Linked DNA regions of Homo sapiens: all the other regions are linked to region 2. A link is a loop called in an ENCODE intact Hi-C map of the cell type or tissue named here. Cell type or tissue: endothelial cell of umbilical vein. All regions are shown on one strand. Links, peaks and the distances in the headings refer to the core of each region. The heading gives the core; the rest is flanking DNA. Region 1 overlaps PABIR3 (PABIR family member 3). Region 2 overlaps MOSPD1 (motile sperm domain containing 1). Region 3 holds the start of PABIR3 (PABIR family member 3).

Evidence for each region. A loop is a pair of places that touch in the nucleus more often than their neighbours do. Peaks named below come from ENCODE experiments on the same cell type or tissue, not always from the same donor. Only the 100,000 strongest peaks of a DNase experiment are listed, where the experiment ranks them.
Region 1: a loop joins it to region 2, with 7 times the contacts of the local background. A loop is called at or near these places in 2 of 110 quality-filtered maps.
Region 3: it touches region 2 in a loop (7-fold over the local background); 40 of 110 quality-filtered maps call a loop at or near these places.

The regions. Positions count from the first base shown.
Region 1 is chrX:134,817,849-134,826,312 of GRCh38, forward strand. The region is part of intron 3 of PABIR3 (PABIR family member 3); the gene reads left to right. Among named protein-coding and RNA genes, the nearest start is that of PABIR3, 15 kb to the left of the region's middle. In endothelial cell of umbilical vein, for the core only: no CTCF peak of the experiment used is centred there; a DNase peak (open chromatin) is centred at 3,663; H3K27ac peaks cover 2,158 bases.
Region 2 is chrX:134,903,924-134,912,387 of GRCh38, forward strand. The region is part of intron 1 of MOSPD1 (motile sperm domain containing 1); the gene reads right to left. Among named protein-coding and RNA genes, the nearest start is that of MOSPD1, 7.1 kb to the right of the region's middle. RefSeq lists a silencer at 4,496-4,790 and an enhancer at 4,681-5,224. In endothelial cell of umbilical vein, for the core only: a CTCF peak has its summit at 4,753; a DNase peak (open chromatin) is centred at 4,678.
Region 3 is chrX:134,802,576-134,811,039 of GRCh38, forward strand. PABIR3 (PABIR family member 3) reads left to right here and starts at 4,662. Exons shown (of 11, transcript NM_001388447.1): 1 at 4,662-4,766; 2 at 4,965-5,133. The coding sequence starts at 5,024. RefSeq lists enhancers at 5,019-5,178, 5,564-6,520 and a silencer at 8,056-8,125. In endothelial cell of umbilical vein, for the core only: no CTCF peak of the experiment used is centred there; a DNase peak (open chromatin) is centred at 4,576; H3K4me3 peaks cover 1,124 bases; H3K27ac peaks cover 1,463 bases.

The DNA.
Region 1 (8,464 bases), core at 86-8,085, 86 kb before region 2:
AAAAGATTGCCCTGGCTGCAGAGTGGAAAGTGGATTGGAAGAGGGCAAACGTATATGCAAGAAGATCAGATAGGCTACTGCAATCACCCTGGCAAAGAGCTGATGGTAGCTTGGACTAGTGTGATGGTAGTGGAAATAGAGAAAAGTTCCAGATTCAGGAGAAATTTCAAAGATGGAATCAATGGACGGTGGGAAACAGTGGAGGCAAACCTGACTCCTAGGTCTCTAGCTTGGGCAGCTGATGGGATGGTAGTGACACAGAATAAGAAGGGACCATTGCAAGAAGAGTAGATTTACAAAGGAGGATGAGTTTAGCTTTGTACATGTTACATTGGAGGTTCTCTTGGACCTGTAAACTAGTGATGTTCGATGTACTAGTTTGAAGCTCAGGAGTGAGAGCTGGACTAGAGATAACCATTTGGGAATCATTGGTAGATTGTTATTTAAAACTGTGGGAATTAATGATATGACCTACAAAGAGAGTATAGAAAGAGCAGAGAAGAAGTTGCAGGACAAAACTTTAAAAATCACCAACACTTAAAAATCAGTCAGAAGAAGAGTGATGGACTAAGTAGAGAGGCAGGAGGAGGCTTCAGAAGAGAGTAGTACCATGAAAAAACAAGGAAAAGTAGTAAGTCATATGCTGTCAAGCCGTCAAACAGACTGAAAAGTGTCCTTTGAATTACCAAAACAGATATTACTCATGAATTCTTATATTTGAAAGCACTTTCAGTAGAAGGAGGAGTGGGGTGAGATTAAGCCAGATTTGATTTTGAAGAATAACTGAGAGCCAAGGACCTATAAATGGCACTGTACATCCAGGCTCAGTTATTTGGGAGGCAAATCCCTCATCTGTAAAATGGGAATGTAAAAGTAACTGCTTTGTAGGTTTGTTGTGGATTACCTTGGTCAGTATGAAGCACTCAGCACAGCACTGGCACATACTAAATGCTCAATAAATATGTGGGTTTTTTTAAATCAGTAATAGTACATATAGTCAGCAACCGGTGCACCTGGCTTTTTAAAAATTATAATTTTAAAATCTTTTTTTCTAGTACCAAATACTTAAAGGATATTTTTTCTTTCTTTTTTTTTTTTTTTTTTTTTTTATTTGAGACAGATCTCTTGCCCAGGCTGGAGTGCAGTGACGTGATCTCGGCTCACTGCAACCTTCGCCTCCTGGGTTCAAGCGATTCTTCTGCCTCAGCCTCCTGAGTAGCTGGGACTACAGGCACGCGCCACCACACCTGGCTAATGTTCGTATTTTTAGTAGAGATGGGGTTTCACCATATTGGCCAGGCTGGTCTCAAACTCCTGACCTCGTGATCCGCCTGCCTCGGCCTCCCAAAGTACTGGGATTACAGGCATAAGCCACTGTGCCCGGCGATTCTTGGCATTTTAAAAATGCATAACATTCCTTAGGAATTCTAGGCTCCTAATTTGCATAACGTTCAGTTTAATATAATGTATATTTAAAATAAACCATCTTATATAACAGATTGTGTTTGGCAGAATTGAAGTCATTTTAACTTATTGGATGATGGGGATTTCAAGGCTTGTTGGTTTAGCTTGCTATAGCAATACTATGCATATGCTTTTATTGTGTCTAAGTATCACTTCATTATTATTATAAGACATAAGTAAGTATATACTTACCTTTAGTATAGAACTGCTGAATTTTCTAGGAGAATGACATGATGAATTAGAATGCTTTTGGCAAAAGCAGTAAAATCCAATTAGAAGAGACTTAAACAGCCTGGGCGAGGTGACTCAGGCCTGTAATCCCAGCACTTTGGGAGGCCAAGGTGGGCGGATCACCTGAGGTCGGGAGTTCAAGACCAACCTGGCCAACATGGTGAAACCATGTCTCTCCTAAAAATACAAAAATTAGCCGGGCATGGTGGCATGCGCCTGTAATCCCAGCTACTCAGGAGGCTGAGACAGGAAAATCGCTTGAACCCGGGAAGTGAAGTTTGCAGTGAGCCGAGATCACGCCACTGCACTCCAACCTGGGTGACAGAGTAAGACTCTGTCTCAAAAACAAAAACAAAAGCAAACAAACAAACAAAAAACAGAGAGACTTAAACAATAAGGAGCAATAAGGAGCATTATTATCTCAAATAATAAGAAGCCCCAAGAAAAGGAGGTTCTAGGCCGGGTTAGTTCAGTGGGCCAATGACATCATCAGAGACCCAGGTTCCTTCTATCTTTCCACCCTACCATCTTCAGCAGCCACAGTTAATTATGTAACTAGTAATTAGACCCAGGGTTCAAAATCAATGGATAGCAAGCTCTTATATATATTTAAAGATGTCGAGAAGGATATCTATCAACCTATCTTTAGTAGATATCTCTGGAGCATGACATTATAGGCAGAATTTTATTTTTACTTTATGCATTTCTATACTAGTTGGATGTTTTTCACAAAGCATGAGCAATACAGGTGTTTTCATTTCTAGTAGATATTATATTACAAAATAGAAACATTATTCTTGAAAAAATACAAATATTATTGAATGATATCATAAACTATAAGTTTAATGGTTATGTCCTATACTGGTCTATCCTTAAAATTGGTGCCACAGGCATCTAAAGTAGCCAAATTCATAGACACAGAAGGTAGAATGGTGGTTGCTAGGGGCTGGGAGGAGGAGGGAATGGGGAGTTGTTGTTTAAAGGGTACAGTTTTGCAAGGGTACAATTTTAAAGGGTTTCAGTTTTGCACGATGAAAAGAGTTTTGGAGATTGGCTGCACAACAGTGGGAATGTACCTAACACTGCTGAACTGTATACTTCAAAATGGTTAAGATGGTAAGTTTCACGTTAGTGTATTTTACCACAATTTTAAAAATTGGTGCTGCTTTTCATGTATTTAAATATGGGTAAAACAGGCTGGGCACAGTAGCTCACGCCTGTAATCCCAGCACTTTCAGAGGCCGAGGCAGGCGGATTACTTGAGTTCAGGAGTTTGAGATTAGCCTGGTCAACATAGTGAAACCCCGTCTCTACTAAAAATACGAAAAATTAGCCAGGTCTGGTGGCACGCGCCTGTAATCCCAGTTACTTGGGAGGCTGAGGCAGGAGAATCTCTTGAACCCGGGGAGTGAAGCTTGCAGTGAGCTGAGATCCCGCCACTGCACTCCAGCCTGGGCGACAGAGACAGACTCCATATGAAAAAAATATATATATACACATATATATGTATATATATATATTTTATATTATATGTGTGTGTGTGTGTATATATATATATATATGGGTGTGTGTGTGTATACATACGTATATAGGTAAAACCGTGTTTTAGAAACAAATCACTGTGACAGAGGGCATTGAAGAGCCATGGGTTTTTGTGTTGAATGAACACAAAAATAAAGATGCGTATTTTCCAAGCATTGTAAAAAAAAAAAAAAAAAAAAAAACTGTTCCCTCACAATTATTTTGTTTAATTAAGTGCAAATATTTTCTTCACTTCTCTCAGGAAATTACTTCACCCACTTCTGTTGAACAGAAGCCCAAAGACCTCTTCTGACCTTGAGACTATGCCTTCTCCCAAATCGCCCCTTTGCTTTATCTCCTAAGAACTCTGAAGTTGCCATGCCTGTTCCTTTCTCTCCCACCAGGAATTCTGGCACTTCTGCTCAAGCCGGATGTCACTGCGTCACTTCTCCATCCCCACCCCCTCCTCTTCCAAAGGAAGCAGGGGAAATGTCTCATCTTCCTAAGAGAAAAGGTTGTGCTTTTCTTGAGCAATTCATCTGTTCTAATTTTAGGCCTACTGACATCTGTCTCATTAGGTTTTGCTTTTCCTATTGGCAACCACAAACCCCAAATCTAGTGTATGGCCCACAAAGTTGCAAGCATGTAATACATTCCTGATCCTGCTTTATGCCCTGCACATCTAGCCCATGTTCAGTTCATGTTAAGTAGCATTATAAACCATCTTAAATCATTTCTGAAACTAGGCAGAGACATTTATAAACACAGTGTACAACCCTTTGTTTAGGATTTTCTGAGCATTTTATCTCTAGTTACTATAGTAGGAAATGGCTTAAAAACAGCAAACCTAGGAAAATGAAAAATAATTTTTAAAAATCTTAATGTCTTTACAATATGAATTTTCTGTGATCTCTCTTAAATGGAACTAAGCTTGGTTTTTCCTCCTATCTTAATCCTTTCACTGGAGATAATTCTTAGTAATTAGCTTCACCCAGCACCCTCCCTAACCTCCCGCTACTTCTACTCCCAGCCACCTTCACACCATGACATCATTCCTTGGTGCTGATACTCTTGGTTCCTTCCAAGGACTTTTCTTTCTTCCTGGAGTGTGAGAAAAAGGCACAGTGGGAAATTTACACAAAAGATACCAGTGATGTTTATTACATCTCAGTGAAGTCATTATTTCTATTTTAATACTTTGTTTCATGTGGAAAAATTATCTAAGGTAATTCCTTTGCAAACGCCACTTGTAGTACTTAATTTGGGGAGAATTCTCTTCCAGAAGCCTTGTTTTCTGCAATTAATTTCTCACATTATTACTAAAAGAATCAGCCAATACAAGATTTGATCCACATTTTGTCCAATTAAAAAATTCTTGTAGCTTATGATTCTGTAGCTCAAGTTCAAATCCTACCTACCTCAGACATTTCACACTATCTCCCTGCTGGTGTCATCAATTTCAGTCTATCTTCTCATGATTTCCTGGATGAAGTTTTTCAGTGGGAAATCCTAAGCCTTTGCCTGAACCTAAATTGGTTCCTTCCCATCCCTTAGGTATAAATTAAAAATAATCTCTTCTAGGGAAGTCTTTCATCATTATTTTATGAAGGAAATTTGCCATACCATGTTTTCTCACTTATAAGTCGGAGCTAAATGATAAGAACTTATGAACACAAGGAAACAACAGACACTAGGGTCTACTTGAGCGGGGAGGATGTGAGGAGGGAAGCAGAAAAGATAACTATTAGGTACTGGGCTTACTACCTGGGTGATGAAATAGTATGTACAACAGGCCAGGCGCGGTGGCTCACACCTGTAATCCCAGCACTTTGGAAGGCCAAGGTGGGCAGATCACCTGAGGTCAGGAGTTTGAGATCAGCCTGGTCAACATGGTGAAACCCCATCTCTACTAAAAATACAAAAAAATTAGCTGGGCATGATGGTACGTGCCTGTAGTCCCAACTACTCAGGAGGCTGAGACAGGAGAATTGCTTGAACCTGGGAGATGGAGGTTGCACTGAGCTGAGATTGCACCACTGCACTCCAGCCTGGGTGACAGAGCGAGACTCCGTCTCAAAAAAAAAAAGAAAAAATATGTATAACAAATCCTGGTGACACATGTTTACCTATGTAACAAACCTTCACATGTACCCCCAAACCTAAAATAAAAGTTAAATAAATAAAAAATTAAAAAATAGAAAGTAATTGTCTTATTTATGACATGTCATTATAATACAGCCAAAGTGTCATAATTTCTATAGAAAGTATATGTATACATTTAAGTTCAGGTTATATATCTTTTTCATTAGATTATAAACTTTATAAACCATAGTGTTTCATGTTATATATTGTGAATTTTCTGGGCATTTGATTGATGCAGATGTGAACCTTAGTAGCATGAATTAAACGTATTAAAATTCTGCCTCTTCAAAGGTGTGTGTGTGTATCTGTATATATGTGTATATATATGTATATTTGTATACGTGTATTCTATGTACATATATACATATATACATACACGTATACATATATATGCATATACATGCAAAATGTATACATGTACACATATATATCCATGTGTATATGAGAGTTTTTCAGGAAAACCTAAATTTTTCAGATTCTGTTCATGCCACTGCACAACTTCTCAATTAGTGTTATTAAAGGGAAACACTGAGGAAGAATCTCCAACACTGTATAAATCACAATGTTTTCTGCTTGCTTTGAAAGTTTGATTATTTTTATAGTATGCCTTAAGAATGGGCACGTAAATATTTTTTAAATTAGCAATATTTGGGGTTCAAAGTAAAAAAGAAAAAAAAGTCACAGTATCTAATGTTGAGAGGGTATGAGGAAATAGGTATTCTAATACACTACTGGGAAGTAAATTTGTATAAGTTTTCTGGAGGGCAGCTTGGTGATATGTATCAACAACCTTGCAACCCAGAAACTCCAGCTCTATGAATTGATCCTAAAGAATTAATTAAGGATGTGCACAAACATTAGCTTAAAAGATATTATTACAACATTATTTATAAGAGCTAGCAAAAAATATGGCAACAGCCTGAATGTCTAACAATAGGGAATAGGTCAATCGAAAGAGCCTTCGTTACGTGTATTTGAATTCCAGTTCTAGCAATGACTGCATAACCCCTTGGACAAGTTGCTTAATCACTGTAGCCCTCAGTTTTTCTGAGGCAAAATGAAGGTGATAATAATGCCTACCTCATGGGGTTGCTGTGAGAATTGAGTGAGATAAAACGTGTGGCACATAATAAAAGTGCTGCTTATTATTATGGTACGTCCTTACAGTATAATATTCAGCACTTAAAATGGTGTTGCAGATGAATTTTAACATGGAAAGACTCAGAATGTATTAAATTATATATATTGAGTATATATGCTTTATAATGAGAAAAAATGTGAGCCTATTTCTGTTAAAAACAAAAAGATCAGGGCCAGGCCCGGTGGCTCATGCCTGTAATCCCAGCACTTTGGGAGGCCAAGGCGGGTGGATCACTTGAAGCCAGGAGTTCGAGACCAGTCTGGCCAACATGGAGAAACCCTGTCTCTACTAAAAATATAAAAATTAGCCGGGCGTGGTGGCGCACGCCTGTAATCCCAGCTACTCGGGAGGCTGAGGCAGGAGAAATGCTTTAACCCAGGAGGTGGAGGTTGCATTGAGCCAAAATTGGGCCACTGGCCACTGCACTTTAGCCTGGGTGACAGACTGAGATTCCTTCTCAAAAAAAGAAAAAAGAAAAAAAATAAAAGATCAGGACAAACAGGCAGAGCATAGGGGAATTTTAGGACAGTGAAACTATTCTGTACCATACTATAATGATGGATGCATGTCATACAAAACCCTTAGCATGTCCAACACCAGGAGTGAACCTAAATGTAAACTATGAACTTTGGGTGGTAATGATGTGCCAATGCAGGTTCATTGGTTGTAAAAAATGCACCATTCTGGTGAGGGATGTTGGTAGTGGGAGAGGCTGCACTTGTGTGAGAGCCGGAGGGGGGTATGTGGGAACTCTTTATAATTTCTGTTCAATTTCGCTGTGAACTGAAGAGTGCTCTAAAAAATAAAATATATTAAAAATAAATAAATGAAAGTTCAAATAGGAAAAGACTGGAAACTGCTGGGTAACAGGGGACAGATAGCCTAGTTTTATAAATACTTAGCATATAATTCAAATTGTTTATGTATCATTAAAGGATGTATTCTAGAGTGTTTGATGATGGTAGTAATAATGGTGGTAGTAGTAATAGTTACCATTTATTTAGCACAAACTCTGTGCCAGGTGCTGTGCTAAACACATTACATGTATTATCACCATTATCACATTAAATAGATGCTTAAAACAGCAACTCTAGCATGTTGTTCATAACACTATTGCCTATAGCAACAAATTATATATCCAATGTATCCCTTTAATATAAGTTTTATCCAGAAAAGATTTCTGACTTTTGTTAGAAGGGTCAGCTAGTAGCATTATTGATTTGAATTACAAATTTCCTTAAGATATCAACCCTGGAACATGATTAGTACAGGCCAGTCTGAGTTATGCGCCAGTCAAGAGTCCACAACTGTCAGATTTTTTTTATTATTATTATTTTTTGAGTCAGTCTTGCTCTGTCATCCAGGCTGGAATGCAGTTGATCTTGGTTCACTGCAACCTCCGCCTCCCAGGTTCAAGTGATTCTCCTGTGGCAGCCTCCAGAGTAGCTGAGATTATAGGCGCCTGCTACCACGCCCGGATCTTTTTTTTTTTTTTTTTTTTTGTCTTTAGTAGAGATGGGGTTTCACCATGTTGGCCAGGCTGGTCTTGAACTCCTGACCTCAAGTGATCTGCCTGCCTTGGCCTGTCAAAGTGCTAGGATTACAGGTGTGAGCCACCGCATCCAGAGTGACATGTTTATACCCATTCTCTGGATAGCAATAGAACCAGGCTCAGGGCTGATGATATGTATCTGAGTATATCTATTCCAAAGTTAAATAGATGGTGCTATTAGGTGTAACCTGCTCTTCTCCTATGTATAACAGAGTAGATCATTTTCCCACAGTTCAAACTCTTTGAGCATGACATTTAAAGCTTTCTAATATCTTCACGCTTTTGGCCTCAGAGTCCTTTCTCCCTCCACGAACTTGGTGTGCCACTCACACAGGGCCAGTATCCTGTCTTAAAACATGCCAAGCACTTTCACTTTTCTGTTGCTTATGCTGGCAAACTCCTTGTTCTGAAGG
Region 2 (8,464 bases), core at 325-8,324:
GCTACTCGGGAGGCTGAAACAGAGAATTGCTTGAACCTAGGAGGTGGAGGTTGCAGTGAGCCGAGACTGTGCCACTGCACTCCAGCCTGGGCAACAGAGCACGAATCTGTCTTGGGAAAAAAACAAACAAACAAATGAAAAACTGTTTCTGAAGACAGAAACAAACAAAAAATGATAAATTCATCTGTATAACTTTTTAAACTCTGCATGGCAAAAAAACTTTACTTCATAGAAAAGGGACATAGAAATTGTCCTTGAACTTACAAAAGGATGTTTAACCTCACTCACAGCAAAGGAAACCCAAACTAAAGCCATACTATGACACAATTTTTTACCTGTCCCATTAGTAAAACTCAAATTTTGATAGCATATGATGGGAACGATCAAGCATGTGCTTACATTGCTTGTGGGGAGGTGAATTGGCATAACAACTACATGTGCCAAAATTAAATGCACATAGCCTCAGTTCCAGAGATCGTACGTCTAGGGATTTATCTGGCATATATATTCCCCTTTTTGTGTGAAGTCATGTAGGTGAAAGGTTTCTCTGCAGTGCTGAGGGTTAAATAAAATGATTTATGTGAAACAACATGGAACAGAACTTGGCACCCAGTAAGAGCTAGTTTTTTGTTGTTAATAGCAAAAGACTGGAAACAAGCCAGGGGAGGTGGCTCACACCTGTAATCTTAGCGCTTTGGGAGGCCAAGGTGGGCGGATCACCTGAGGTCAGGAGTTTCAGACCAGCCTGACCAACACGGTGAAACCCCGTCTCTACTAAACATACTAAAATTAGCCGGGCGTGGTGGTACACACCTGTAATCCCAGCTACTAGGGAGGCTGAGGCAGGAGAATCACTTGAACCCGGGAGGCGGAGGTTGCAGTGAGCCGAGATCATGCCACTGCACTCCAACCTGGGAGACAGAGTGAGACTCCATCTGAAAAAAAAAAAAAGAAGATTGGAAACAGCCCAACTGTCCATTAAAAGAGGATTCATTAAATAAAGTACAGTCTATCCATTCATTGGGATACCAGATATCAAGAGGAGACTGTGTAGTTGGAGATGGACTGATCTTCAAGTGGTAGTGTTAAGTGAGAAACGCAAGGAGCGGTGCAGTGTGTAATGCATGCTGCCATTTGTATAAAAAGGGAGATAAGGCCGGGCGCGGTGGCTCACGCCTGTAATCCCAGCACTTTGGGAGGTCGATGCGGGCAGATCATGAGGGCAGAAGATCGAGACCATCCTGGCTAACACAGTGAAACCCTGTCTCTACTAAAAATACAAAAAAAAAAATACACCACGCCAGGCGTGGTGGCGGGCGCCTGTAGTCCCAGCTACTCAGGAGGCTGAGGAAGGAGAATGGCGTGAACCCGGGAGGCAGAGCTTGCAGTGAGCCAAGGTTGCACCACTGCACTCCAGCCTGGGCGAGAGAGACTCTGTCTCAAAAAGAAAAAAAAAAAAAAAAAGGGGAGATAAGAATATGTAAACCTATTATCTTGGATATGGGTGAAATTCTTTGGAAGGATATCCGCGTTTGTCCCTGGAGAGAGAAATGGGGGTGGAAGGAATTTTTCTCTGGATATCCTTTTGTATCTTTTGAATTCTGAAGTCTTTGAATACTTATTTAAAAAAAACGAATATTTAAAAAAAAAATTAAGTAACAACTCTACTAGGGCCTACTTTGAAAAAGGTGCCTGTTTTTGAAAACACAAGAGGGAATTTAGAAACAATGTGAAAAATCTCTGTTAACTGTATTTTCTAGTTTATAATCCTCTAAAAACATATTGAAAACCTTAAACTGTGGGCTAAACAGAATAATTTCGATTATTTAAAATAATTTACATGCAACAGAAACATAATGAGAAAAAGATTTAAGATAACTTGCAAACTTAAGAACATGTATAACTCTAATGTGAAACTATTTGTTTTAAAAGAGTATGAAATGGTTCATAAATCTGACTGGGAAGTCAAAATTAACCACACAGACAAATGCTAAACTCTTGGTTCTAACTTTAAGAAGAAGTTAGTCAACAGAGGTCAAAGTAGAAATTTTACTTTTACTATCTTTGAATAATGGCATAGTAGAAATTCTTTTTCTTTTAATTTCAAAGCTTTCTCTTTGTGAGTTGAACATGTACACATTTTCCCATGAATCACGAATAGGCTATCTCCTTGTTACTATAAAAGAAGTGTTTAATAATTTTTGAGCAGTTTACTATTATTTCTTTTCCTATCTCTGTTCCCATTTATCACTTTTTTTTTTTTTTTTTTTTTTTGAGACGGAGTTTCGCTCATTACCCAGGCTGGAGTGCAATGTCATGATCTTGGCTCACCACAACCTCTGCCTCCCGGGTTCAAGCGATTCTCGTGCCTCAGCCTCCCGAGTAGCTGGGAATAGAGGTGCACGCCACCACGCCTGGCTAATTTTTTTTTTTTTTAATTTTTGTAGAGACGGGGTTTCACCATGCTGGCCAGGCTGGTCTTGAACTCCTGACCTCGTGATCCGCCCACCTTGGCCTCCCAAAGTGGTGGGATTACAGGCATGAGCCACCGCGCCCAGCTTATCTTGGCTAAGATATAAGTTGCATCCTAAACTCCAACCAGTGGAAATTAGGGAAGAATTAGCACCAGGTCAACAGAGCAATATTAGCAACTGTGCCAATGAACATAATAAGGTGTAACACCTGCCTTGAATTGATAGTTTTCTGGAGACTAACACTTTCTCTTTGCTGCAGTCCATATTACAAAATGATAAAGTGCAAAAATCCTGGGGAAAGATTATATACTAAACTGGTAAAAACTTACTGCAAATCGGTTTATGAGGTTGCTTTCCAAAAGTCAAGTGCACACCAAGTCAGAGTTAGTTGGTTCCCACTTTTCTAATTTGACAGATGTGGGAAGCAGGCCCAGGATGGTTAAGAGACTTATCCAAGGTTGCACAGGGTATTGGTGGCAGAACTCTGGTCTCCAGGCTTCCACTTCCTTATACAGTCATCCCTTCTATGTCTCAAGTAAGTCCTGCCTCGGCCTGGCACGGTGGCTCACGCCTGTAATCCTAGCACTTTGGAAAGCTGAGGCGGGCAGATCACCTGAGGTCAAGAGTTTGAGACCAGCCTGGCCATCATGGTGAAACCCTGTCTGTACTAAAATACAAAAATTAGCTGGGCATGGTGGTGTATGCCTGTAATCCCAGCTACTCAGGAGGCTGAGGCAGGACAACTGCTTGAATCCGGGAGGTGGAGGTTGTATTGAGCCGAGATCGCACTACTGCACCCCAGCCTGGGCAACAGAGCGAAACTCCATCTCAAAAAAATAAAAAAAATAAAGTCCTGCTTCCCTGATGCTGACTACCACACATGCCCTAATCTGTAGCAATTGTCCCTGCTTATCAAGATCAGAGTTCTCAAAGGATGATCCAAAATTCAAGTCACAACTAAGTCTGCATTATCTTCATTTGTGTTTCCTTTTCAGTTTTATAAAGAAAAATCAAGAGACAATTTCACTTACTGAGTGGCACACACTATTTTCCTGATGATGAAACAGCTATAGTTGTCAGGAACTATTCATCAGGGCATTAATAATGAAGGTTTGCTGCATTCTTCCTCTCTGGACAGCAAAATTTTACTCATTTTTCAAAACCTAATTCAAATTCCCCTTCCCTGGCTGGGCACAGTGGCTCACGCCTGTAATCTCAGCACTTTGAGAGGCCGATGCGGGCGGATCACTTGAGGCCAGGAGTTCGAGACCAGCCTGGCCAACATGGCGAAACCCCGTCTCTACTAAAAACACAAAAAAATTAGCTGGGCGTGGTAGTGCACACATGTAATCCTAGCTACTCAGGAGGCTGAGGCAGGAGAATTGCTTGAACCAGGAAGACGGAGGTTGCACCCAGGCTGGAGTGCATTGGCACGATCTCAGCTCACTGCAGCCTCAAACTCCTGGGCTCAAGTGATTCTTCCACCTCAGCCTCCCAAGTAGCTGGGACCACAGGTAAGTGCCACCACTCCTGGCTAATGTTTTTAAAAAATTTATGTAGAGACAGGGTCTCCCTATGTTGTCCAGGCTGGTCTTGAACTCCTGAACTGAAGCAATACTCCCACCTTGGCCTCCCAAAGTGCTGAGATTACAGGCATGAGCCACTGCACCCAGCCAGAATGGAATATTTTGACATTTGTTTTGTGTGCATTAATTTTGACTTCTCAGTTAGATTTTAGGTATAATGCCATATTGTTGTTTGGTGGGATGCTTTTGTTTTTTGCACCCCTCACAGGCCCAAGGTCAGTGCTGGGCACTTAGCAGATAGCTAAAAGCTTATCAGTTATCCTACAGATGTCTACTAATAACTGTCTCCTCCACTGGGGAACATTCCCCCCACCACTCACCCGTCATAGCTGAACACACTTTGTCTATACAAGACAAGCAAGGGATCCTAATTAGAGGAGCAGTAAATCTTAAGTGGCTGCTCACCATGGGTTGGGGTAAGAGGAGAGCAGAGAGAATCAGCACTCCCAGTTACCTCTCTTCCCCTCTTCTCCCCTCCCCTCCTTCTGTTTCCCTCTGATTTTCCCTGGCTCTTCAGTGCCTAACTGTGCCAGCAAGCATTTAGAAATCTGAGGCTCCAACACACTTCTGACCTCACAGGCAGAGAGCGCAGCTGAGATCTGGTGATACAGGAAACTGTCTTGTCTTCCTCCCCTGTACCAAAGGCACAGAAAAACAATCCTGAATGAAATTATAAAGAAAACCTTATGTGTGCACACCACCTTGTGACCAGTTTGCAAACTACTCTGACACAAAAAGACGCATAAACACTCTGAGATATTCACACATGCCTGCCACTACCATCAATCCAAGGAGACCAGTACCCCAAAGTATGATGGTTTTTTCCATTTTCCTCACTTTGCATTGACCAGAGGAATGAAAAGATAAGACTTTGAGATAAACAGGAATCCATTTTACCACCATAGATACAAAACTTAGAGACCGTTAAGGAGCACTGAAACCACTTTCATAGCATTTTCTCATTTGCACCCTGCAACCTGTTTTTAGAAAGAGGAGGCTGCAGGCCGGGCGCGGTGGCTCACGCCTGTAATCCCAGCACTTTGGAAGGCCGAGGCGGGCGGATCACGAGATCAGGAGATCGAGACCATCCTGGATAACACAGTGAAATCCCGTCTCTACTAAAAATACAAAAAAAAAATTAGCCGGGAGTAGTGGCGGGTGCCTGTAGTCCCAGCTACTCGGGAGGCTGAGGCAGGAGAATGGCGTGAACCCGGGAGGCGGAGCTTGCAGTGAGCCGAGATCCGCCACTGCACTCCAGCCTGGGCGACAGGCGAGACTCCTCAAAAAAGAAAAAAGAAAGAAAGAGGAGGCTGCAAGAAGCAAGTGAAGTAAGTGGATCGAAGTTTGAAAACAGTTAAGGATGATTCAAAGTACAGCCCTCACCCAGAAACTGGTGACCCATCTGCTTGGTCACAGTGTACCAGCTACTTAACTATCTCTCCCTGGCTCTTGCTGTTTACTCTGATTAAGGTTCCCAGCTCCACCTTCAGGTCAGCTCCCTTTTATCTGGGCACAGGGGCTATCTCCTTCTTCCATACTCTGTGCAATCCTTGCCAATGACCAACTAAATACTAAATTGTTAAGAGCGATATGTTATTTTCCTTTAGTCTCACTAGCATTAAAACCTCCTTCCCTCCCACTTCATAAACTCAGTTGGCCTCCTCTGAATTCCCAGTATTGTTAATTGGGGTTTTTAATTGCTGGCATTTTCCTAAAGTCATAACAAGTGATGTTCTAATGTTTACTTTCTACTTTAATGTTCATTGCTTAATATTTGACACTTTTGTTTTTATATATTTTCTAGATTTTTGGTATGCTTTGCTATTTTAACTAATGAGATTGACTGCTATAAATAATATGTAGTGATTGGCTCTTCTATATTCAAGATTTAAAAGTTGAGTAGTATACATTTTAAGATTTTTAAAAAAAAGAATAACCTAATGTCTCTTTGAAAACAATTCATATTTTCAAATGTGTTATTTACAACCCGGTTATAATTAATGTGTTGTTTCCATGTTTTACAACATCTCAGTATGTCATTTCAAGATGCGCAATTCTCAAAGCAAAATCCATATTATATGATTATATATATATGTTGCTACATGAAACACTCAGAAGTTTTAGAATCACAAATTCATGGCCGGGCGCAGTGACTCACGCCTATAATCCCAGCATTTTGGGAGGCCGAGGTGGGCAGGATCACCTGAGGTTAGGAGTTCAAGACCAACCTGGCCAACATGGCGAATCCTCATCTCTACTAAAAATACAAAAATGAGCTGGGCATGGTGGCGGGCGCCTGTAATCCCAGCTACTTGGGAGGCTGAGGCAAGAGAATCACTTGAGCCCAGAAGGCGGAGGTTGCAGTGAGCCAAGATCACACCACTGCACTCCAGCCTGGGCAACAGAGCGAGACTCTGTCTCAAAAAAAAAAAAATCACAGATTCACTCAACAAACATTTCCTGAGCACTTATTATATACAAGGCACTGTGCTAGGGAATATGGAGACAAGATGAAAATATTTTGTCAGCCTTCCAAAAACTCAGACTAGCAGGAAAAACAGATATACAGCAGTAATTAAGATATGATGTGAGCAGTGTTAAACTGCTGATAGATATAAAGTGCTCTGGGAGCATAAAGAAAGTGATCATCTGCCTTAAGGCTAGTCTGCAGTAGAAGTGGAGGGCCGGGTGAATTCCAGGAAGAATGTGTGTAGAAGCATGAAAGGGATGCTTAAAATGAGCTTTGGCATTGCATATGGTTAAAAACAGCAAATATGGGGAGAGGGGCAAGTTTCGGCTAGAAAGGTAAGTTAGAGGCAGATTGTGCAAGATTTTGTGAACGTTTGGGGGTTTAGACTTGATTCCCTATGCCAGTGGTTCTGGCTTGTTAGAAACACAAATTCTTGGTTCTCACCCTAGACCTACTGAATCAGAAATTCCGGGACTGGGGCCCAGCCATCTGTTTTAACAAGTCTTCCAGGTGATTCCGATCCACACTAAACTTTGAGAACCACTGCTGCAGGCAATAGGAAACCACTTAAGGATTTTTTCTTTTTTAAATATAGGGATAAGGTCTCGCTATGTTGCCCAGGCTGGTCTTGAACTCCTGGCCTCAAGCAACCTTCCTGCCTTGGCCTCCCAAAGCACTGGGGTTACAAGTGTAACCTACGATTTTGCCTGGCCTTAAGGATTTTAAGCACAGAACTGACCAATTCAGATTTGAAGTTGGACAGGGGTTGCCATTGACCATTCAAGCACAACACCTGACTCCTGAGTAGTTACTATAAAAAATTAAAAAACTGTTGAATGAATGTGGCATGAAGCAATGATGAGGGCCTAGGCTAAGGCTGCAGGAATGGAGAAGAAACAGATTTTAGAGATGTTTTACATGTGACCCAATTCAACCAGGTGACTAGGATATATCCATACAAAGGTGTAACTGAAATGGTTTTTATATAAAAGAAACCTGTAATTCTGTGGAATATACTAACTGCTAGGCTTGAAAAAAGTGGTCCTCATAGAACCTGGAAAAAGGGGAAGTCAAGAGCAAGTTCTTTGTGTTTCCATATAGTCAATAGCAAAGCTTGCCTTGGCTTGTACGTGAGTCTTCTGGTCTGTTTGGCAGTTCTCACTGAGAGTTAGCAAATTGCCATTCATGCTCATAGAAATCTTTTGAGTTTGGTTGGTGTGAATCAATCAGTGAGACTGACAATTTCTTGATGTGCCAATGAAATTTTGAACCTGGAAAAGCTGAAAACCAGACATTGGTTCTGGTGATCTAACCAAGGTACTGCTAAAGTAAGACACTGCTAGAGCCTTCCTTCTTAAAAAAAATTCTAACTTCATCACTAATAACGTGGTCTGCCTAATCCAGGAAGAAGCTGGAATGAGTAAAAGAATCAGACTTTGTTTTCTGCCCTGAAGGTCAAGAAAGTCAACTGAAACTGTTATTTCTAATTTTGGAGGCAGGATTTAGCTGAGGCCATCTTCAATTTCCCGATGAAAAGAGGTATAGGTCAACCTATATGGTTAAAATACCTAATGAGAATTTTGCACGGTGCAATTCCTATTTCTTTTTCTTTTTGAGACAGAGTTTCGCTCTTATTGCCCAGGCTGGAGTGCAATGGTGCCATCTTGGCTCACCGCAACCTCTGCTCCCAGATTCGAGCGATTTGCCTGCCTCCACCTCCTGAGTAGCTGGGATTACAGGCATGCGCCCCACGCCTGCCTAATTTTGTATTTTTAGTAGAGTCGGGGTTTCTCCATGTTGGTCAGGCTGGTCTCAAACTCCCAACCTCAGGTGATCCGCCTGCCTCGGCCTCCCAAAGCTCTGGGATCACAGGCGCCTGCCACCATGCCCAGCTAATTTTTCTATTTTTAGTAGAGATGAGGTTTTGCCATGTT
Region 3 (8,464 bases), core at 183-8,182, 100 kb before region 2:
GGAACGTCCAGAGCAGGAGGTCTGGCTGTTTTTGCAGGACTATTTAGAGTAAGAAAGAGGGGCTCTGAGCTCCCCAAAACATATGTGCCAATTGCACTACATAGGGATTGCAGACCTTTTCGCCAGAAGAGATAGGAGAGGGCCTTCTTCCCTTCTAGGCAAGGCAGCCAAACCTGTTCACACCCGCTGGCCTTGAGGCCACACCAGGAAATGGCCCTGACCAGTTGCCATCAATTGCCAGAGGGATACTAGAATTTGTCCTCTGGAAGACTGAAAAGTAAAGCAAATTCTGAAGTCTCACAGAATCGTGGGACAGCAGTCTGGTGTCTTTCCACCAGGACCTTCTGGTTCCCTGGGGAGCAGCCCCGGCCAGGGACTTAAAATTATCTCAGGGTTTTGACACTGTCCAACGAGAGGTTGGAATTGGAGGAAAGGGAGAAAGTAGGGGAGAGGCCCATACGAACTACCAAAATGTTGCAGGTGCAGCTGGCCAGTGGCGCAGGTGGTAAAGGAATTGACCAAGACAGTTGTAGGTAAAGAAAGGCAGATTTACTAGAGAAGGTATGGAAGTATGTTGCAAGGAGGCAAAGGGCAGCACTGCAGAGGAGGAGCTGTCTGCAAAGAGGCAGGGGCTGGAGGGAGCTGGAGGGGGCTGCATGTGGAAACAAGTCATGCTGCTGGGGCCACATGTGGAAGGAGGTCTTTGTGCCCTAGGTCTCTCAGAACAATTTTTCATTGTTCTTCCCCACCTGGGGCCCCTTTCTCATTGTTTCTTACTTATCTTATCAGGACTCCACAAACTCTTTTAATCCTCACCACTTGAATGGCCCTGGGGAAGAGAAGGCCATTGCATTGAAATGTAATAGTTCTGAAATTGCTTTCAAAATTCAGCCAGAAATAATAATTTTGCCTGCCTCTTTTCAATTATCCCATACTAAACTTGCCAAGGCCAATTATCATTTTATTCCTCACTGTTTATGCTTTCTGCCTGCAGTATGAGGGATTTGTAAGTACTTTTAGATAGTTTCCTTTAAATTGCCTGTATTTTTCTCCCAGCTAGATTAGAAACAACAACCTCTGTTTTTGAGCAACTTAGGTATCTCTTTTTATCTCAAGGTCTCAGCAACCCTTAAGGCCAGCCCCACCTCCTACTCCCTGCTCAAAAGAAATTATAATACATTCTTTTGTTCACAATAGCTACTAAACAATCATTTGTTGACCACATGCATGCACTGACCTCAGGAGCTTAACAATTTAGGAGAACGCGAGGAGAATAATGCTACTTTGGCCATCATTTCTAGGTTTTATTAACATCATTCTTGCCTGCTAGTTTTTTTTTTTTTTTTAACCTTTCATGTAAATCTTTTGGGAAGGTTTGGGGTGTTTGTGGTTTGTAGATTTGGGTTTGACTTGTATTTGACTTGCTCTTGTGGTAACTAAAGGTTACAACGTAGCTTCAAGGTTGTCATGACAACTGGTAAAATAAAGAGCTGATTATCACATGTTTGTTGGTTCCCTTTTATAGGTGAGGGCCTGGGACAGACGCAGCAGACTGGGATATGCAAAGAGAGGAGTAGCCTAATTGTCAAGTCTAGATCTAACAAAAGCAGTGTCCCAAGATCATGGCATATTTCCCTGGAACTGGAAGGACTGATCAAGAAACACAGCTAGGTTGGTATAATAATGTGTGCGTAGAAATGGGGAGAAGTAAAAACAATTTCTTTAATGTTGTGTTTGCCATTGTAGCATATAGAATTCTTGCTGTTTTTGTATTACTTGTTCCTTTTGATATTCCAATTTGTGTATGTACTATGAGTCCTATTTATATCTTTACAGGTTTGGGGTTCCTGACATGTAGCTGTTCTTTTGTAAAAGAGAGCTCCTTCTCTTTGATAATAGCTGTAAACTTATTACCATCTCATATATTTAGTTATTTCATATTACTCCTTTTCTTAGAAACATAGTCCCTTAGTCACTCTTCCCTTGTCATTTTATTATACCTATTTTCTTAGTGTTGTTGTACTTATTTAAAAATTAGATACTTGTAATGCTTAGGCAGGATGAAATTTTGTCTATTTATTCAAAATATACGTATGAAACCTTACTACCTGCCAAGAATACTAGCAAAAGTTGAAAATTAAAATGAACACAATGGAGGTAAGATTCCCTTGTTCACTGGCCTGCTTCATATTTTTCTGTTATTCAGACAATTTGTTTTTTGACTCTGTTCTGTCTTTAATCACTGCCTTCTGCATTCATCCTGAATTTACTCAGCTTTAACCACCATCTTTTATAAACGTTCAGGTACCCTGGGAATTTTAACAGTGGCTTTTAGGACATCTTGATACTAGCCTGAATTCTCCTGCTATCTAATTATGTGCCATTAATCTCTTTGGAATTTTATCCAACTGTAAAATAGAAATGATTTACCTACTTTACAAGATAACTATGAAAGATAGGCTATTTAAACCTGCATTTATTCATAAAATAATTTCAGAAGTATTTATCAAGTGCTTATGAGTACAGAAATTCAAGGAGATATTCTGAGGCATCTCATTTTTTTTTTTACTTAAACAGAAGGGCAGAGGAATCTTGGCTTTGCCACTTAGTAGTTGCAACTTGAGTAAACCCCTCTGGGCTTTGGTTTCCTCCTGTGAAAAATGGGCATTGTGATGGTGCCTACCTCAAAGAATTATTGTAAACTTTAAATGCAATCACCTATTTAAAGTGATTAGGACAGTACCTGGCACATAGTAAGTGCCCAACAAACGGTAGCTATTACTAATCTGTCTTATATAAGGAATGGAGACTCCACATCATCCTCATGTCTGGGATTTAAGTAATCTAATTCTGCCTAATATACTCAAGTTTGTCTTATTCTATTCCCAGAATGAACAAAGAATACATATTTATTACCTTACATGTCATAACTTGTCACGAACTATCTCAAGACTGTCCCATTATTTTAAGTTCACCACTGGGTAGCTGAGCAGGGTTGATGATTGAACCAATCCAGATAAGTATGTGAAAACATTTTGTAGGCCAGGCGTGGAGGCTCATACCTGTAATCCCAGCACTTTGGGAGGCCGAGGCGGGTGGATCACCTGAGGTCGGGAGTTCGAGACCAGCCTGACCAACATGGAGAAACCCCATCTCTACTAAAAATACAAAATTAGCTGGGAGTGGTGGCACATGCCTGTAATCCCAGCTACTCTGGAGGCTGAGTCAGGAGAATCGCTTGAACCAGGGAGGTGGAGGTTGTGGTGAGCCAAGATTGCGCCATTGCACTCCAGCCTGGGCAACAAGAGCGAAACTCCGTCTCAAAAAAAAAAAAATGTTATCCGTAAAGTGCTATACCAGTGTTATGACTATTTTAATTAATAACTCCCATTTCACTAGGTTTATTTGCCTTGTCTGCCAGTTCTCTATATGGTTACTAAAATGTGTGGTTTTACAAAATTATTAGCATGGAGTTAAGATTTCAGTACTCAGTGTGGCTCATTAAGTGATGGTGAAAATTTCTAAAAGAGTAGTTCTTAAAACGATATGAGCCATGGCAGCATTCTTAGAATGTATGTAGCTTCTAATACTACCTGAAATGAAAACACTGATTTGCATTGATACTAAATTCTGAGATATTTGTTTTTAAAAAAGCCTCACTGCTTTAACTCAAATCTTTGTAAATTAGCTGAGGTCTTTATTTTTTATATGAATAGCTGTGAGGAGCCAGATTATATATAATGTAAAAATACACACTGAGGCAGGCGCGGTGGCTCACGCCTGTAATCCCAGCACTTTGGGAGGACGAGGCGGGCGGATCACCTGAGGTCCAGGAGTTCGAGACCAGCCTGGCCAACATGGTGAAACCCCGTCTCTACTAAAATACAAAAATTAACCAGGCGTGGTGGCGAGCACCTGTAATCCCAGCTACTCGGGAGGCTGAGGCAGGAGAATCGCTTGAACCTGGGAGGTGGAGGTTGCAGTGAGCCGAGATCGCGGCCACTGCACTCCAGCCTGAGCAACAAGAGCGAAATTCCATCTCAAAAAAAAAAAAACAAAAAACTGTACGATTATGGTTTAAAAAAGAAAGAAAGAAACCACACTGAAAACAGTAATTCGTTTGCCAAATGAGCTCAGTTAGGTTAGCACCTTAGCAAGACCCTTTGGGACCAAGTGGCCTCTAAGCACTTAGGTAGCAGTATCTTTTTTTTTTTTTTTTTTTCAGACTTTTGCTTTTCTAAAATTACAAAGGTGTAGTGTGTCTGCTGTTACAGGATGGAAAAATGCATCATAGGAGGTTAGAAGCTTGTTGGCCTCAGTCATAAAGGGATAAGAAAAATGAGAATTAGGCATAGGGCAGGAAGGACCTCACTCCTCCCAACGCTTTCATTTCTAAATAATGCTTAAGGAAACCATGCCAGGGTTAGTAAAAGAGTAGAGGCACAACCACGGTAAGTGGGCATTGGGGAAAGAGGAAGGAGGGCAGGACATGGGGATAAAGCGGTTTCTTAACTGCGCGTGCGCCCCTGGCAAAGCTGACTAAGGCGCCTGAAGTGACGTCATTGCCTGCATCACAACAGGCGTCGTCCGGCTGATAGCTTATCGCAGGCTCTGAGGGGCGGGACCCAACTGATTGTCAAAGGCGGCAGATTGTAGTTTTTGTTTTGGCCGGAAAGGCTTACCATGAGTTGCCAGGGCTGAGAGAGATGGAGAAGGATTCGCGGCGGTGACAGATTAAATTCCCCAGTTACATTATAGACTTGGAGGTGGGGGATCTTCTCATCGTTAGAGGCCCCGATCATGGGAGATAGGCGGTTCGGAGCCAGTTCTGCCTAACTTTGTGTTCACTGATGTTAGGGCTGCTAGGGCTGCAAAGGTGGGCACCCCTACTCGCCTAAGAGCTTTCTCCTCTCTTCTCTTTTTCCCCTTTGCCTCTCTCCTTACATCACCTGCCCACTAAGTAGACTTGTCCTTGTGTGGACGGGAGCCGGAAAGCCTTGAGAACTTATTCCTCGACCCGGACATGGCACAGGAGAAAATGAAACTAGGTTTCAAGTCGCTGCCGAGTTCCACTACCGCAGACGGCAACATTCTGAGAAGAGTCAACAGTGCCCCTTTGATCAATGGACTTGGGTGAGCCGGGTTGAGATACTGGAGGAGGCAAGCGGTGGGGAGGAGGTGTTCGGGAAAGTGATTTCCTATAGAATTCCCGTCCCTTTATTTGTTGAGGTTCTGCAGGTAACTCCCTTGTTCCTGGTGTCCGGAGATCCCACCCTCAACCTTGGGTGGGGGTAGTGGGACGGGCTGACCTGAGGGGGAGCGCGCACCCACCCTGAGGTTGACAAACATCTGAATCTGAACATCCTCCCCTGATAGTCCACTCGGACCCGAAAGTAGCAGCCAGTTGGTGTGGAGCACGGCTTTTTTCTAACTTCAACCCATTTCTTACCCACTCCTTTGAAGAAACTTAGTATCCTCCCCCACTCACCTCCAGATCTTCTGCCATGACTGTAATATTTGTCATTTCAGCTGCTTTGTCACCTCTGACCTTCACCTCCAGCCGCTTGAATGGAAATGGTTGTCAAGCAAATAAGCTTTGGACTTTTTTACATTTTTTTTTTTGTCTTTTTTTGAGACGGAGTCTTGCTCTGTCGCCCAGGCTGGAGTGCATTGGCACGATCTCAGCTTACTGTAACCTCCGCCTCCTGGCTTCAAGCAATTCTCATGCCTCAGCCTCCCTAGTAGCTAGGATTACAGGCGCCCACCACCACACCTGGTAATTTTTTGTATTTTTATTTTTTATTTATTTGTTTATTTATTTTTGAGACGGAGTCTCACTCTGTCGCCCAGGCTGGAGTGCAGTGGCGTGATCTCGGCTCACTGCAAGCTCCACCTCCCGGGTTCACGCCATTCTCCTGACTCAGCCTCCCAAGTAGCTGGGACTACAGGCGCCCACCAACACTCCCGGCTAATTTTTTGTATTTTTAGTAGAGACAGGGTTTCACCGTGTTAGTCAGGATGGTCTTGATCTCCTGACCTCGTGATCCGCCCGCCTCGGCCTCCCAAAGTGCTGGGATTACAGGCGTAAGCCACCGTGCCCGGCCTAATTTTTTGTATTTTTAGTAGAGACAGGGTTTCACCATGTTGGCCAGGCTGGTCTCGAACTCCTGGCCTCAGGGGATCCGCCTGCCTCAGCCTCCCAAAGTGCTGGTATTACAGACGTGAGCCACTGCTCCTGGCCTACACCTATTTTTTATTGGAGCAGAAAGTTTTGGTACCACAGAAGCTTGATCTCCTAAATTACACATTCTCACTGGGTGATACTTCCCCCAAGGGGAAGAGAAAATAGTTCTTGGGGGAGTGTGAAAAATTTTTACTCTTTTTATGTATAAAGCGCAGATATACATACAGTATGTACACAGATATATACTATATATGTGTTATTAAAATTTCACGAAGGGGGAGCAATTAGGGGAAAAATGTCTAAAAAGGCTTTTTAGAGGGTCAATAATGAAAAAAGGATTTAGAAACACTACACTAAATGATGGTTAACTGTATTTCTGAAGATCTGGGATTACTAAATCTTGTTTCCTTTTTTTTTTTTTTTTAAGACGGAGTCTCACTGTGTCGCCCAGGCTGGAGTGCAGTGGCATGATCTCGGCTCACTGCAACCTCTGCCTCCCGGGTTCAAGCGATTCTCCTGCCTCAGACTCCCGAGTAGCTGGGACTTCAGGCACCCGCCACCACGCCCACCTAATTTTTTGTATTTTTAGTAGAGACGGGGTTTCACCGTGTTAGCCAGGATGGTCTTGATCTCCTGACCTTGTGATCCGCCCACCTTGGCCTCCCAAAGTGTTGGGATTACAGGCGTGAGCCACTGCGCCTGGCCTAAATCTTACTTCTTAAACTAGACTTTTAAAATGAGATGTTGGATTTCACATTTCAGTATTATAAGGTTTTCTAGATACCGTAAAAATGTCTGAAAAATGCATTCACTACATATGTTACTAACTTTGCTCTTCACCTTTTGTTGCATCATACTAATTGATAGTTGTAATTCACAGTACCATAGACTATCAGGAAGGGATTCAGAGACCAGCTTTACCCTCCTTGTTTAACATATGAGGAAACTGAGGCCCATAAATCTCCAAAATGACGTTTAGTGGCAGAGCCAGTACTAGGAAGCTCTGTTTCCTGACTCCTAAACTACTGTTCTGGCCACTACTAACCAATACCTAAGCTGATTAACTCTAAATGAATGCAGCTTTTGGGTCATTTGAGGTAGGAGAGAATATATTGTTCACAAAATGAAAAGCAAACTAAGATTGACCAAAAAAAAATACATTACCTTTTTAAAATAGGCAGGTAGAAAAACATAGAAGGGGGACTCTGCATGTTGTGCTGAGAACAAGAACATTTTATTCACTCAGGATTTTGCTCTAATTCTGTTGTGGGAAAAAGGAATTATGGGACCCACTCTACTAGTAGAAGAGAGCAGTAGGGAGAATGTTGGATTTATTGAAGACAATATAAAAAGAAGAAATAGGTTGCAAATAGACGATGGAAGATGTGTACTGGAAGGAACCTGTGGATCCTCTTTAATGTATTAAATACACCAGAGAAGGAGTGGACCCTTCCCTAATCCTTAAAGCCCTGGAAACAGAGAGATCTCAGTTATCCCTTCATACCTTGCTTTGTTCTGCAAAGGATTTTTTTGTTTTGTTTGTTTGTTTTTTGCTTATATTAGAGCATAGCTACAGTGTTACATTCCATAGCTTAAGATCCTGATGCATGAAGTAAAATTTGTACAGAAAGATAAGGGTCACTAGCATATTTCTGTAGTAGGAGTTTAAAGATACAGAAACCACAAAGTGGACGGAGTCCAGGGACTCTAGTCTGTCAGAAAGAAGTAACATAGGAATGATGTGTGACATCCCTGAGATTAGGGGACTTGCCCAGATGATCTGAGGGCATATTTTGTGCTGTTGTAGAAAATGTAGGGCATAGTCAGAGAAGTTATTCTGAAGCAAGAAAAATTTAGAGTAGGATTACACTGAGCCTTAGTTGAATTCATTTTCACCTCAGTTCTCATTTGCATATGTATACTGCTCACTTTTCTCCCTTTTTTTTTCCTTCCTTGGCCCTCTAATACTTGAGTACTTCCTCTTTCTAAACTATACCTGGCCAGTAAAGCATTCTTTTCAGAAAGGTGAAAGTCACTAGCATATTTCTTTAGTAGGAATTAAAGATATAGAAACCACAAAGTGGACAGAGTTCAGAGACTCCAGTCCCTCAGAAAGAAGTAACATAGGAATGATGTGTGACATGCCTGAGGTCAGGGAACTTGCCCAAATGATCTGAGGGGATGTTTTGTGCTGTTGTAGAAAATATTTAGCTTGCTAAACATTGTTGCACCTCTTTCAAGTAATTTTCGAACTTTGCTTGATGTTTCTTCTATATAAAG